Regions from separate parts of the Homo sapiens genome. Here all the other regions are linked to region 2. The links are chromatin contacts, found by Hi-C in ENCODE. All regions are on one chromosome and are shown on one strand. The core of a region is the stretch at or near the end of the contact, and the rest is flanking DNA. Distances in the headings are between cores, read along the strand shown.

Region 1 (4,772 bases), core at 400-2,899, 1.4 Mb after region 2:
AGTGAACTCCGCAACCTTGGGAATGCCACTTAAACCTTGTCAGACACTCCCTTATGTGAGTTACTGACCCTGACTGCTGGACTGCAAAAACAGACATCAGCTTGAAGGTTGTGCAGATGCTTTGAGGCAAGCTATACGCTGCTGGCCTGGGAGCTGGACCTCGGTCCCAGCTTCTCAGAGAGCTCCCGCTCTCACGCTCTCCACTGCTACCAAGGCAAACCTCGAACTCTCACCAGATCTCACTCTCCAGGGGCCCGCTCCATCCCAGCAGAGCAACCGGACCCTGGCCGTTCTGCCACTCACCTCCCTGCCGTGAATGCACCCCATCCATGGAGGCCCTGCTTCCCTGCCAGGTGTCTTCACCTCCTCCCCTCTCCTCCCCTCTGAGCACTGTGAACCCGAGAACAAATCTTCTTTGACAATAAACCGTGTGATTCGTGGAATCATACTTTGATCATCTCCTTATTTCCTCCACACACAAGGACCCCTGCACTGCCAATGGCCCCAGGAGAGGGCAGAGTCAGCCACAGGGACCCCACCTCACAGGCTTCAACACTGCTGATGCCTGTCATCCCAGCACCGTGGGAGGCCAAGGCGGCCAAGGTCGCCTGAGCCCAGGAGTTCAAGACCAGCCTGGGCAACACAGCAAGACCTACTCTCTACCGAAAAAAAAAAAAAAAAAGAAAAATAGCTGGCCAGTGTAGTGGCGCTTGCGGTCCCAGCTACTTGAGAGCCTGGGAGGTCGAGGTTGTGCCTAGCTGTGAAGACGCCACTGCACTCCACCCCGGATGACAGAGCCAGACTGTCTCAAAAAAAACAATAAAAATTCACGCCTTGTAATAAGGAATTAAAGGCAGGATGAACAAACATTTTCTTCTTTTTTTTGTGTGCTTTCTGAGATGGAGTCTTTTTCTGTAGCCCAGGCTGGAGTGCAGTAATGTGATCTCGGCTCACTGCAACCTCCGCCTCCCGGGTCCTGGTTCAAACAATTCTCCTGCCTCAGCCTCCCAAGCAGCTGGGATTACAGGCACGTGCCACCACACCCAGCTAATTTTTGTATTTTTAGTAGAGACGGGGTTTCACCATGTTGGCCAGGCTGGTCTTGAACTCCTGACCTCGTGATCCGCCCGCCTCGGCCTCCCAAAGTGCTCGGATTACAGGCGTGAGCCACCGCGCCCGGCCTAAAGGATTTTCTTTCCAAATCAAAGTATTAAAATAACTGTTCAGACCTCTCCCACTTCGATGCGAAGCCAGCGCGGTCCCAGGCGGACGAGCGAAGGCATCGAAGGCCGGGGGCGCAGCCGCGGGCCCACCTCGGCCTCCCCTGAGCGGACGCCTCCCCGCGCGCACCGGGGGCCCCGGAGACCGCCTTCCCCGCTCCGAACGCACGCGGCCCGGCCCCGGCGAGGTGCCTGAACGCTACCCGAGCTGCGGCGGGGCTCCCGGGGTGAGTGCTGCAGCCCCAGGCCCGCCTGCTCCCACAGGCTCGGGCAATGGAGACCCGCGGCCGCCCCCGCCCCTTGACCCTGCCTCACCCCTCACGCCCGCTGCCGCCCACGACCTCCGACCCCGCTGCCGCCCGGCTCGCAGCCCGGCTCGCAGCCCGGCTCGGCGGGCCTCACCTCCCGCGGGTTCCGCACTCCTCTTCCCGCCGTCCTGCTCCTCTCGGCCTTCTCCTCCAATAGGCGCCTAGCACCCTGAGTGGGCTACACCAATCAGAGACGAAGCGGCGCTAACGTGACTGACTAACTAACCAATCCAAAGTCTCAATCTCCCTGAGAGGGGCGGAGCGTACCCGGGCCAGCCCTCGCCGCCGATTGGTGATCGACCTCAGGGTTGCAGGGGCGGTGCCCTTACACGGATTGGAGAGGGCAGCGATGGGGCGGAGTTCAAGCTCCGATTAGTCCGCGCTCCGTGGCGGGCTTGGCGATTGGACGCCGGCGCTGTCAGCCGCGCGCGGACCGGGGCGGGGCGGGCGGTGCCCCGGGCTGGGCGAGGGGCCGGGTGCGGGGCCGCTGGCCGAGAGGCTGAGGCGGCGTCATGTCCTCCGAGGTGTCCGCGCGCCGCGACGCCAAGAAGCTGGTGCGCTCCCCGAGCGGCCTGCGCATGGTGCCCGAACACCGCGCCTTCGGAAGCCCGTTCGGCCTGGAGGAGCCGCAGTGGGTCCCGGACAAGGAGGTGGGTGGCCGTCGCCCCGGCCAGCGCCTCCGACCCGCCCCGCCGCCCCGGCCCGGCCCCGCGGGCTTCCAGGCTCCCGCGACGACCCCTCCGCCTCCGGGCGGCCCCTTCCCCAGCCGGCCCCCGCCCCCGCTCTCTCCCAGGTTGGCCGCGTCCCCGGGCCGCCGCCTCAGGCTCCTACGCCCGCGGGGAGGGCGGGAGGCGCGCGGTGTCCCGGTGCGGGGGTCCCGGGAGGGCAGGAGGCACCTGTCCAGGGCGGGCGCCGGGAGGCGGGGTGCGGGGCGCGGGCTGGTCCCGGGGGTGGGTGCGGCCCTGCCCGAGGCCGGTTCGTGCTGGGCTAGCGCGTGTGGACTGCGTCCCGAGAGCTGGGGCTCGCTCCCGAGAAAGTGGAAGGCGGAGCGCCTTCCTCGCAGGCTCGGTGGGGAGGGCGCGTGCTGTCCGCGGAAGCGCTGGAGCTGGCGGCCCCGCAGGGGTCCCTCCCGGGAACCGGGGGAGGCGTCGGTGCCGCGGGCGGGTGGCCGGTTCCGAAGCCACCTCCTGCTCGGAAGGAGGGCCAGGACCCAGTCTGCGGGCCAGGCTGCCCCCCGTTTCCCTTCGTCTATACCACCCTCCACCTCGGAAGCGAGGTCGCAGTCGCCCACTGGACAGTTTGAAGGAGACCGCAGATTTGCACCCGTTTCCCATGGGCCCAGACACGGCAGGAGTTGCCCAGGCCACTCCTGCAGACATTGGGGCGTGGGCGTGGGGTCCCTGAGCCAGGCCATCCGCTGGGCCTCCCGTGGGGTTCCCTGTGACCTGATCGGAGGTGCCTTTGCCTCACACCAGCCCCTTGGCCAACTGGGAAGGCCCCGAGTGCATTTAATCCCACTGGCTGTGCGCTAACAGGTGTGTCCAGTTTCTGTTCTGTGGATTTTACCACGATAAAAAAAAAATTGGGGGAGAAAAAGAATTTTTGTAATATGACTTTCATACTTAACACGTGTTACAGATTCGTTTAATTCCCTCAGTGATAGAACTAAGCAGACGTTGGAACTAGGTTCAAGAAGTCAAAGTAGCACTAATTGACTGGGTTCATTGAAGCTTGGTTGGAGGCCTGGTGGGGGGTGAGCGGCCACAGAGCCTCGGGGACAGGACGGAATTCGAGTGACTCTGGGGAAGTGTCTCTGGCATCTACAGTGTACGGAGCCATCACCGGTCACTGAGCGTGTCCTGGAGAGTTGAGACCAGTGCTGCCCACCTCTCCCCAGTATCGCCACCATGAGGAGTCTTTTTAGACACTTTCCGCCAATCATCCTCCTTCATCTTTTTTAAAATTTACTTTTAAGTTGACACGTGAAAATTGTATTTATGGTGTAACGAACTCTTAATAGCACAGAAATACTCTACGTCTGTATGAACCGTAAGGAGCACGTGAGAAAGTGTGGCCAAGATGAGGCAGAGGTTTCCACCAAAGCACAATTTCTTTCTCCCTGCTGTACACATGCACTGATCTTACGGTTCTGTTTTATAGTGAACCACTGTGTTCCCCTCCTTCATTCTCTCTTCCAGAGCCCTTCTGGTATCAGCTGAATTGTTTAGCATTTTTCCCTGCCTTTCTTTGTGGCCTCTGCTGAGGCACTGTGTGGCAGTCCCGCGGTGACTTCCGACTGAGTGGAGTTGAAACACTTGAGTCAAGGTGGCACCCCTCGTGGAAGAGAAGATTCATTCCCACGCTGGCGTGGTGGCAGGATACCCCTCCAGAGCCCCCCACCATGTTTGGATGATTAACTGGGATCTGAGCAGCTGAGGGAGGTCCTAGCATTGGGTGGGCTTGGGGGACAGAGAAACCATTCTAATAAGATGGACTTTGTCTCTGAGTTTTGCGTTGTGAATTGTATTGGAGCATGGTCTTACAGGCCAGAAACGACCAAAGACAGTGTTCTGGAGGAACTTAGAACGGGGCAGTAAGGGCTGGAAGATTTGGAATAAAGTCCAGCTTTAGGTGCAATAGCTCGAGGGGACATGTACGGTAACAGTCGCCTGGCATGTGGTGATGCTGAAGGGGACACTGAGCTACACTGTGCTGGCTGCGTGCTTGGGGCCGCTAAGGTGATTGTCGGGAGGTGACTCAAATGTGCAGATAACCAGTTGTGGGAAATAGGTTTATTTGAGGTGGTTTGGAATGGGGAGAGGAGAATTTGGTAGAACTTGGCAGGTGGGTAACATTGTCCTTGGCTTGGTGGCCGTGTGCCGATCGGCATCATCGTCATATCTGTAAACGTGTTGGTCCATTTTCATTCCAGCTCTGTTCTTAGCCAGGGGAGTCTGAATCCAGCCCAGTGCCCGTCTCCCGAATACCAGCTGCCTGACCGGGCTGGTTTATCAGTTTGGGCCCATGAGGGTTATCCCTTTAAAATGCTGCAAAACCCCCTGGGGAGCATGTGCACACATGCACCTTTCTCCGAGAGGTGGCCTGCAGCTCTCAGATTCTCAAGGCTCTGACGCAGAACCAGTTGAGAATCGTTTCTCCAGTCTGTGCCTCCTCAGGAACCTGTGGGGCAGGGGAGGCAGAGGCGGCGTGTAAAGCTTCGTGCGACACCACTTTGGATAGAGGT
Region 2 (5,004 bases), core at 411-2,910:
AAATGCCAGCCGATGGCGCTGCTGCTATTATAAGCAAAGTTAGGAGAGCCTGGGGCAGCTGACACTTAAAATAGACATCTGTACACAGGATGGATGTCACATCTTTTAATAGTCGTGCCAGGCACGTTGTTAGATGCAGGGACACAGCATGGAGGAATCGGTGGAGGTTGCTGCCCTCAAGTTTCCTGAGCTTGAAGGGGTTTAGAATATGCCACGGTGGCATGAAAATTATTTTGAGCAGAAGGCATGTGAATTCCTGAAATCTGGTCGGGTGTGGTGGCTCACACCTGTAATCTCAGCACTTGGGAAGGCCGAGGCGGGCGGATCACCTAAGGTCAGGGTTTCAAGACCAGCCTTACCAACATGATGAAACCCCGTCTCTACTAAAAATACAAAAATTAGCCAGGCATGGTGGCGGACGCCTGTAATCCCAGCTACTCAAGAGGCTGAGGCAGGAGAACCGCATGAACCCAGGCGATGGAGGTTGCGGTGAGCTGAGATTGTGCCACTGCACTCCAGCCTGGGTGACAGAGTGAGATCTTGTCTCAAAAAAAAAAAAAAATTGTGGTAAGATACCCATAATATAAAATTCACCATTAAAAAATAACACGGAAGGGATCATCGTGAATGCAATGTGAGTATTGATGAGGATGGTGGTGATCTTCCAGAACCTTCTCTGACGCCACCCAGGCCGCCAGCCTTACTTTACCGGCTTCGGCGCTCATCATACTGTGCTGCAAATGCCAGTTTCCTCCTTCCCCCTTGGGAAGTTTCCTCCTTGGGGGTCGGCACCTAGACTGTATACCCCCCAGGGCGGAAACAGCGGTTCACCCACCAGGTGCTTAAGAAGGGTTTGTGGACCAGTGGACCTCCTGCTCTCCCTGGGGAAAGGAGCTGGGACATGTGTACACACCTGCAGCTACAAGATTCGGAGGGCGCACAGAGCCTCAACCGTAAGAAGGAGAGGCGATCAGGCTGAGGAAGATGGGGCAGTGGAGCTGGATGGATAGAGAGAGGGTGGGTTCATTCATTCGTTCACTCATTCGTTTATTCATATTCATCCATCCATCATTCATGCCCTGAGCGTGCGTTGTGTTCTGGGCAGGGCCTGTGCTGGGCACCGATTGTGTAATATATCATCTCTCCCTTCAAGGTGCACCCAATCTGGGTGGGTGGGTAGAGAGAAGCTACGGTGACAAGGCAAAAATTTGGGAAACACTCTCGTTAACAATTCAAACTGTGGTCCCCTCCCAGATGTATAAATCCAAATGTTTAGGGGTGGGCACAGTACTCTGCATCTCCAGACAGCATCCTCCGCTGATTCGGATGCATGATGACGTCAGAACACTTGGATATTGTGGTAACTTTTGGGCCAGGGGCTCTGAAACCCCGAAGACCTCCCCCTGGGAGATCCGGGACAGCTCCCAGAGAAGGTGAGTCTTAAACACATCCGTGACAGGCAATAAGGAAAATAAGGGGGGTCCGCTCTGCTGATCAGCCCTAAGAGCCGCGGCGGTTGTCGGCTGGGGCGGGGCACTCCACGACTTTCCCGGCCAGACACGGTCGCCTTCCTAGGTGTCTTGGCCTGCGAGGCACTCGTAGCCCGCCCCTCTCCTAGGTGACGTACATTGGAGACGCCGTCGCTCAGCGACCCGGGTTCGAGTCCCCGCCTCGGCCGCCATGGCGGATGCGGAGCCGGAGGCTGGGGGCGGCAGCGAGGATGGCGGCGGCGGCGGCGGCCCGGCTCCTCCGGGCCAGAGCGGCAGCGTCGCACGTGTGGCCCCGCTGGGCCCCGAGCAGCTGCGGCAGGTCCTGGAGCAGGTGACGAAGGCGCAGCCGCCGCCGCCGCCGCCCCCCTTCGTGCTGCGGGACGCGGCGCGGCGGCTGCGGGACGCGGCCCAACAGGCCGCCCTGCAGCGGGGCCGGGGCACCGAGCCCCCGCGCCTGCCGCGCCTGCTCCCGCCCCAGGTGAGGCGTCGGGAGGGACGTGGGGAAACTGAGGCCCGAAGGGGGCCGACGCCCCGCGGCGGGGTAGCTGCTTGTCCGGGGAGGCCAGTATCCGCCCGGGTTAAGACTCAGGGCGTCCCCAGGCTGAGCTTCTTAGGGACGGCGTTCGGCCCCCACCTGTCACCACCCTGGCATTTTCACCCCAGGAGCCTCACTCTAGGAGCGGTTGCTCACGCTGGGCCCTGTGCCTGGAACGCCCTCGTGCCTTCTCTGCCTTCACAGCCCTGCTGGGGGCTTTTGCGTGCTCCCTAGCTCTTCTTACAGGCCTTTCACCGCTGGTTCAGCCTTTGTGGAGCACTTAGAGACCGTGTTCCCAGCACTCCCCACTATGTGCAGGAGGTGAAGCCTTGAACACACTTGCTGAAGAACGAACATAAGGCAGGTTCTGGGATTGACGGGGGCTGCTTTAGAGTGGGTGGTCCCGTAGGCCAGACACTGGAGCTGAAACATAAATGAATTAAAAGGAACCAACTTAGCTTTTCAGTTGTAAGGTGCCAAGGCCCAGGCTTGGAACAAAGTCAAGCACAATACACTAGTTCGCTGCAGGACTTAACATCCTGGGTGATAGTGACTGATTTGTAACCGCAGTACCCAGCACAGTGCCTGATACACAATGTTTGGAATATGTGAAAGCACTCTGTATACTACAAAACATCCTTTCCCAGTGGGTTTATTTCCTGGGCCACACACCTTTTGGTTGCTAGGGGGGTGATAACTAGAAGACGGTCGCCCAACTCCGGAGGGTGAAGCATAGCGCCTGAAGCCAGAGGGCCTACACGGCATCTGTAAAATTCCACCCCATTTCAGCGCTGGGGTTGTAAACAAAATTAGTCTCACCCCAAAATTGCCAAAAGAAGACAGCTTTTTCCACTAGAAGAAACGGGTTAGGGAATAGAATCAGGAACCTTCACTCGTTGAGTTTTTTTGACTGATGTTAGCTGCTTAGGGTTGTATCCAGTTAATCATCAAGACTGGAGAGTTGTCTTGCTAAGGTTTAGGAAGACCAGTGTGATTCTGTCCAGATGCCACACTATCACTATCTAGAGGTGTGACCTTGGGTAAGTCAACCTTTTTGGACTTTGGTCTGGGTCAGAAGGCTGCAAGGTGCCATCTGGGGGCAGCTATCTGCAAAGCCTCTGCTCTGCGCCCGGCGCTGTGCGGGGCCGCTCAGTTTTCAGCAGTGTTTTTGTACCGGCATTTTGCAGGTGGGAAACAAGCTCAGGGAGGTTGCGTGGCTTTGCCCAAGGTCCCTCAGGTGTGGCTGCTCTCCCTAGCCCCTGTACTCCTCACCATACCCTGCTGAATATGGCCACAGCTTTTTGGGTTTGGAATCCAAAAATGACATATTTTTCGTAAAGCAAAAGCAAACTTATTCGAGCTTAGGCAGCATGATGGGATTGTATTTTGTAGCTAATCTAATGGAGACGATATAAATTCTACCTGCAATAATATACCTTTGCAGCACATTCTTTTAATACTCTTTCAGCCCCAGCTGTGTCATGGAGGCCACAAAGGCAAACCGGATGCGTACTTTGCCCCTCAGTAGTTTATGAACTAACAGGAGATGAAACAAGACCCAGATAACTTCTAGTCAAGGCCAGAAAGCTAAAGATAGTGAAAAAGAACTGAATGTATTTAGAGAAAGGGAGATTGTTCCTGGCTGAGGACATCAGAAGCAGCTTTGTTGAAGAAGTGGTATCTGAACTAGATTTGAAAGGGTGCGTCTGAGTTGAAAATGCAGAAGGGGAGAGGCAGGTTCTGGGGCGGTTGGGGGTGCATTTCAACAACCACAGCAGAAGGCCCAGTGTTCGCTGTGGGGGTGGTGTGGATCAGCAGCACAGACCAATGGACACACTTGGGTCAGATCGAGGCCCCTGTCTCTCCCCATCCTCCCTCTTCCCCACCCCACAGAAATTTCCAGTTCCATCCAACATGCTGTGCCCCTTTTCATGCATCCGTGCATTTACACATGGATGTGTGCCCTTTTTCACCTGGCAAAAATTCCCAGCCTTCAAAATGCCCCTCAGAGATCACAGCTTCTGGGCAGCCCACCACCTCTGGGCTGTTCCTGCCTCTTGATTGCACCTGTTGTACCATGATGACATTTTTCCTGTCTGCCTCACCTGTCTGCATTCCTTAGGGAAGCTTGTCTGCCTTCAGAATCATCAGTGGAGCTTTTGAAAGGGCAGATCTTGGGGCCTCACCCCAGGAGATCCGATTCAGCAGGTCTGCGGGGACTGAGGTATGGCAGGGGAAACCGCCCCCATCTCAAGGGTGAGGTTAGGACTTGGCTCCTGTGTATGTATTCCACCCAGAAATACTGAGTTAACATTAGCTGAATTAACTAAACAAAGTATCAAGCATAATACCCACAGGGTAAGCCAGTGAGGATAGAGGATAAATACATTATTAGTCTGGCTTTGCCGCTGTGGTTATCCTCAAACAGTAGGGTTTAGTGTATGTATGTATATGTATTATGTTTTTGTTTTGGGGTTTTGTTGAGACAGGGTCTTTCTTTCTCACCCAGGCTGGACTGATCTCGGCTCACTACAGCCTCGAACTCCCAGGCTCAAATGATCCTCACACCTCAGCCTCCCGAGTAGCTGGGGCTACATGTATGCACCATCATGCCTGGCTAATTTAAAAATGTTTTGTAGAGACAGGGTCCCGCTATGTTACCCAGGCTGGCCCTGAACTCCTGGCCTCAAGCAGTCCTCCCGCCTCAGCATCCCAAAGCACTGCGATTACAGGTGTGACTGGCAGTAAAATGAAAGAGATGGGGTTCTTGAAGGATATGCGCAGTCAATCTCGTTGTCATTTGTTTCACAAGTAGCCCAGGAGTCGGGGACTCCCAGGGCTATGGTGCCACCTCTCTACAATTCTTCATACAAAGTGTTGGCTGACCTCTGCTATTTGTACTAGTATAACAGACAGACGAGAGACACACTCCAGCTTGATCTCAGTGAGGATCTTTATTCTGTCCTGTGTGACATTTTT
Region 3 (4,798 bases), core at 608-3,107, 1.3 Mb after region 2:
GGAAATAAAAGAACAAGGTAATAAAGCCAGAACAAAGTGGTGGCAGTGGAGATGGATTCAAGAAATACTGAGAGGCCGGGCATGGTGGCTCACACCTGTAATCTCAGCACTTTGGGAGGCCAGCTGGGAGGATCACTTGTGGCCAGGAGTTCGAGATCAGTCTGGGCAACATAGCAAGATCTCCTCTCTGCAAAAAATTTAAAAAACATTAGCTGGGAGTGGTGGTGCACACCTGTAGTCCCTAGCTACTTGGGAGGCTGAGGCAAGAGGATCTCTTGAGCCCAGGAGTTCGAGGTTACGGTGAGCTGATTGCCACTGCCCTCCAGTCAGGGTGACAAAGATACCCTAACTCAAAGAAATATTGAGGAAGTAGAATCTTTTCCACCTGTTGTAGTAGGGCGTAAGGGAGCGGTGCAGGCATCCCAGGTTTCTGGCTAGGGTTGTGGGTGAGCAGAGGGGACAGTTACTGGGCGCAGCGGCACAGAAAGAATGAGCAGTCGATGCTTGGCGGTGCCCAGCCCAGTGGCTGAACTTAGTGACATCCAAGCTGCAGTCTGGCTGAAATCACTAACCTGAAAGTGGTATGGAGAAAGTTTGTTTGACCCTGACTCAGTGCCTCTCCCCGGGCCAACCCTACCGTGTTACCTAGGAGCTCCCCCTTTGTCTTTATAAATGAGATAAAAGTAACCAGACCTCCCTGGAAAAACCGAGGAGCACTTGCTTCTCTGGTGACTGCGGGGCCTAACTGCAGGGTTCACAAAGGGCTGCTGGTGCTGGGTGATAACATCGGAAAGGAACAGCAGTTCACAAGATGGGGCTGGGGGACTGGCCCAGGAACCCCTCCAGGTTAAATGATGCCTCCGGGCCCCGCACTTGGGACGTCTGCAGGCACTGGGAGGGTTTTTCCCAAGCCGCTGGCAGCAGCGAGCGGAGCCTCGCCCATTGAATCAGCATGCCCTCCCGGCTGGCTGCTGAGTCAGGCCTGCGGAGCCGGCGAAGCCGCAGGACTTGACCCAGGCGCGCTCCGCTGCCCTTCAGGCCGGGCTGGAGGTCGAGGCCCTGCAGCCAGGGAGATGCGCCGGTGGCTGCGTGGGGACAGAGGGGGGTTGTCTCCCACCCTCACAGTCTACACCCCGGCCCTTCCCCTTTGCCCGTCTGAGGCGCAGTTTGTGTCGAGGGGGAGCGCCTGGAAAGTTTCCTCGTACAGATACGAGGGTCCAAAAGCCCCGAGGAGAGGGAATAATGAGAAGGGGAGGGCGCAGGGTTAGAGGTCAGGGTCTCGACCAAAGGCTGTCGGTTTTCCTGGAGGAGGGAGAAAGGCCTGGCCGGGATCATCTGATTCCGGGGCCTCCCGAAGGCCTCCTAGCTGGGTTTTGGGGGGACCGAAACGAGCGCATGAAGCTCGCGGGCCTGGGAGTGGGGTGGGGCGGGAGCCCAGTGGTGGCGGCTGCGGCCGGGCCTGCACCGTCCCCGGCCGCATTCTGGTAGGGCCCACAGTCCGGCTGGAAGGGAAGCTGCCGAAGCGCTCGGTCATCGCGGCTGCGGAGTCGGAGAGGCCAGGGCCTGGCCGCCCACCCCGCGAGCCGCGCCCTGCCCCGAGCGCCCCACCCCCGTCCGCGTTACAACCGGGAGGCCCGCTGGGTCCTGCACCGTCACCCTCCTCCCTGTGACCGCCCACCTGATACCCAAACAACTTTCTCGCCCCTCCAGTCCCCAGCTCGCCGAGCGCTTGCGGGGAGCCACCCAGCCTCAGTTTCCCCAGCCCCGGGCGGGGCGAGGGGCGATGACGTCATGCCGGCGCGCGGCATTGTGGGGCGGGGCGAGGCGGGGCGCCGGGGGGAGCAACACTGAGACGCCATTTTCGGCGGCGGGAGCGGCGCAGGCGGCCGAGCGGGACTGGCTGGGTCGGCTGGGCTGCTGGTGCGAGGAGCCGCGGGGCTGTGCTCGGCGGCCAAGGGGACAGCGCGTGGGTGGCCGAGGATGCTGCGGGGCGGTAGCTCCGGCGCCCCTAGCTGGTGACTGCTGCGCCGTGCCTCACACAGCCGAGGCGGGCTCGGCGCACAGTCGCTGCTCCGCGCGCGCGCCCGGCGGCGCTCCAGGTGCTGACAGCGCGAGAGAGCGCGGCCCTCAGGAGCAAGGCGGTGAGTCCCCGGCGTGCGCCCCGGACCGCGGCCCCCTCCTCATCCTCCGCCCCGTCCCTGTCCCGCTCCTCTTCGGACCCGCCCCGGCCGTAACTCTGTCCCCATCCAGGCCTCCTTCCCGGTTTGGGTCCCGGCCCCTCTCCGTTCCCACCCCGGTACCCGCCCCAGTTCACCGCCCCGGCCGGTCCGCGACCCCTTCCAGGTTCAGGTCGGGTTCTTGTCCCCGGCCCTTTTGCCAGCCCCGGCTCCCGGCGCCGCGCGTCCTCCCCATCCGCGTCCCACTGCAGGTTCCGGTCCCCGGCCCTGCCCAGGGCCCCGCCCTGGCCCCGCATCCCCGGCTTGGCCCTGCTGCGGGCGGCGGCGGCCGTTCCCGGGGACAGCTGTGGACCCCGGGAACCCGCGACAGGGGAGGTGGCTGACCCCGGGATCGCGGCGGGCGGGGAGGCCGGAGGCCCGGCGGGGCTGGCTTTGTCCGATTCCTCCTCTTCCTTCCACCCCCGCCTCTCCCGGCACCGCCCTGAGCGGACGCGCCTGTCATTCTCGCGGGCGGCGGGGGGCCGGGTCCCTCCCGAGAGCTGGCTCCGCTTTGCCTCCTTGGCGACCCCTTATTTTCAGTAACCAGATGCGAAACGTTTCAGGCGACCCTGTTCACCTAGGCTGGCGTTGCTCCAACTAAACTTGAAGCAGCCTCCGTCCTGGAATGCTTTTTCCATGTAAAATTGGGTGTACCCTTTTCCTTAAGAAAATTAAAATAAAGCGTAAAAGTAGTGAAATTAATGCGTGATGGAGTGGATGGTTTTATAACTTAACATTTGTAGGTCATTTCTAGGTATATTTGTATTAGAATTGTTGCTGCCTGTTACTGTTTTATTATTTAAATGAATTAAGAATTTACATATTAAGCGTTTGAAAAGGAATACTTACAAAAATGATGTTTTTTAAAAATGTGAGAACAAAAAATTTGAGATATACTATTTCAGGTGTTCTGTAAAAGGGCAGTTAGAGCTTTGATTCTTTGCATTAGTTAAATCCCAAGGCCTTTTTTTTTGGTACGGCATGACTAAGCCATTGATCAGAATCAGCTCGGAATACATTGCACTAGTTTAGTGAAAGACACTTTAGAAAACTGGAAGAACCTCCTGAAGTTATATTACAGACATGGCCTTGCTTCTTTCAGGGATTGTCAGCAAGCCTGTTATGGTGAGAAATTTGACCTATTGCTCTGTTTCCTAAATATTTGTAGGAATACAATGATACTAAGTATGAAGTATATTTCAACTTGTATGGAATTCTGTGTGGGAGGGTAGGCACTCTAAAGAGCCAGTGTCTCTCCAAGTCATCAAAGAATGCAGCATCATGTTGCAGTTGAGCCTGGCAGCCCTGTCTGGCACTGAGTGCTGTGGAGGACCCAGGTGGTAACCTCTAACCCTACTGCAGCCTTGGCATTGTCTTAGAGAAAAGCATCCAGACATGCACAGGACTCTGGACAGCGTTTATCTCCAGCAAGGGGGGAGGGAATGACACTGGGGAGAGGCACACAGTATCTTCAGTATTTCATAGCAAATAACTGCAGTCGTTTAAACTTACACATTTTTTTTTTTTTTGAGATGGAGTCTCGCTCTGTCGCCCGGGCTGGAGTGTAGTGGCGCGATCTCGGCTCACTGCAAGCTCCGCCTCCCGGGTTCACGCCATTCTCCTGCCTCAACCTACTGAGTAGCTGGGACCACAGGCGCCCGCCACCACGCCCGGTTAATTTTTTGTATTTTTAGTAGAGATGGGGTTTCAACATGTTAGCCAGGTTGGTCTTGATCTCCTGACCTCGTGATCCGCCCACCTCGGCCTCCCAAAGTGCTGGGATTACAGGCGTGAGCCACCGCACCTGGCCCAAATTTATACATTTTTAAAATTTATACATTCTTAGGCATGTTTCTCAATGTTGGAAAAAAGTCAATGTGTAACTTTCTGTATAGGGCCATAAATTATCTTAAAACATACTTGTATAAAAAGAAACCTAGGATAGAAAAATCAAAAGTTGAGTGAAATGTATGATTAGTATCACCTGAAAACATTCTTTGTAGATAAGTGGAATGTTAGAAACCAGTATTTTATTTTTATTTATTTAGAGATGAGTCTCACTGTGTGGCTCAGGCTAGAGTGCAGTGGTGTGATCCCCGCTCACTGCAACCTCCGCCTCCCAGGTTCCAGTGATTCTCCTGCCTCAGCCTCCCTAGTAGCTGGGATTACAGGTGCCCACTACCACACCAGGCTGATTTTTTGTATTTTTAGTAGAGACGGGGCTTCACCATGTTGGCCAGGCTGGTCTCAAACTGCTGACCTCAGGCGATCCACCCGCCTCAGCCTCCCAAAGTGCTAGGGTTACAGGTGTGAGCCATTGCACCTGGGCTGAAACCAGTATTTTATGTAGCAAAGAAATGATCAGTAATATACTCAAGACGAGAGTATTTGGGAAGATTTAAGTGTCAAATTTCAGGGCATAGAATAAAAGTGACAAGCACATTAAGATTGCAAATACTGGTCTTAAATGTCTGTTGGGAACCAACTGAATGGCAGGTACTGTGCTGAGTAGTCAGCGATACCTTGATAAAAGAGCCACTGTTGGCCGGGCGTGGTCATGCCTGTAATCTTAACTCTTTGGG

What was found. A loop is a pair of places that touch in the nucleus more often than their neighbours do. Pooled maps may share reads with other maps.
Region 1: a loop to region 2 is called in a pooled map, with 7 times the contacts of the local background. The contact joins the promoter of XRCC3 here to the promoter of ZNF839 in region 2. A Hi-C loop is called at or near these places in 5 of 50 pooled maps.
Region 3: a map of tibial artery shows a loop between it and region 2 (12-fold over the local background). The contact joins the promoter of KLC1 here to the promoter of ZNF839 in region 2. A Hi-C loop is called at or near these places in 1 of 168 maps with a recorded cell type or tissue (tibial artery), 1 of 37 single-sample maps with no recorded cell type and 9 of 50 pooled maps.

What each region holds. Positions count from the first base shown.
Region 1 is chr14:103,713,802-103,718,573 of GRCh38, forward strand. XRCC3 (X-ray repair cross complementing 3) reads right to left here and starts at 1,650. Exons shown (of 10, transcript NM_005432.4): 1 at 1,623-1,650. ZFYVE21 (zinc finger FYVE-type containing 21) reads left to right here and starts at 2,009. Exons shown (of 7, transcript NM_024071.4): 1 at 2,009-2,178. The coding sequence starts at 2,041. RefSeq lists enhancers at 451-1,136, 4,373-4,772 and silencers at 1,333-1,592, 1,673-2,242, 2,433-2,512, 2,613-2,682, 2,743-2,822.
Region 2 is chr14:102,318,086-102,323,089 of GRCh38, forward strand. It overlaps ZNF839 (zinc finger protein 839), which reads left to right and starts at 1,661. Exons shown (of 8, transcript NM_018335.6): 1 at 1,661-1,968. The coding sequence starts at 1,681. RefSeq lists silencers at 1,721-1,820, 1,881-2,070 and an enhancer at 2,171-2,280.
Region 3 is chr14:103,627,354-103,632,151 of GRCh38, forward strand. It overlaps KLC1 (kinesin light chain 1), which reads left to right and starts at 1,858. Exons shown (of 17, transcript NM_001394837.1): 1 at 1,858-2,141. LOC105370688 (a long non-coding RNA gene) reads right to left here and starts at 1,790. Exons shown (of 3, transcript XR_944248.2): 1 at 1,679-1,790; 2 at 386-572; 3 at 149-187. RefSeq lists an enhancer at 896-985 and silencers at 1,426-1,625, 1,716-2,075, 2,126-2,245, 2,336-2,385, 2,426-2,605.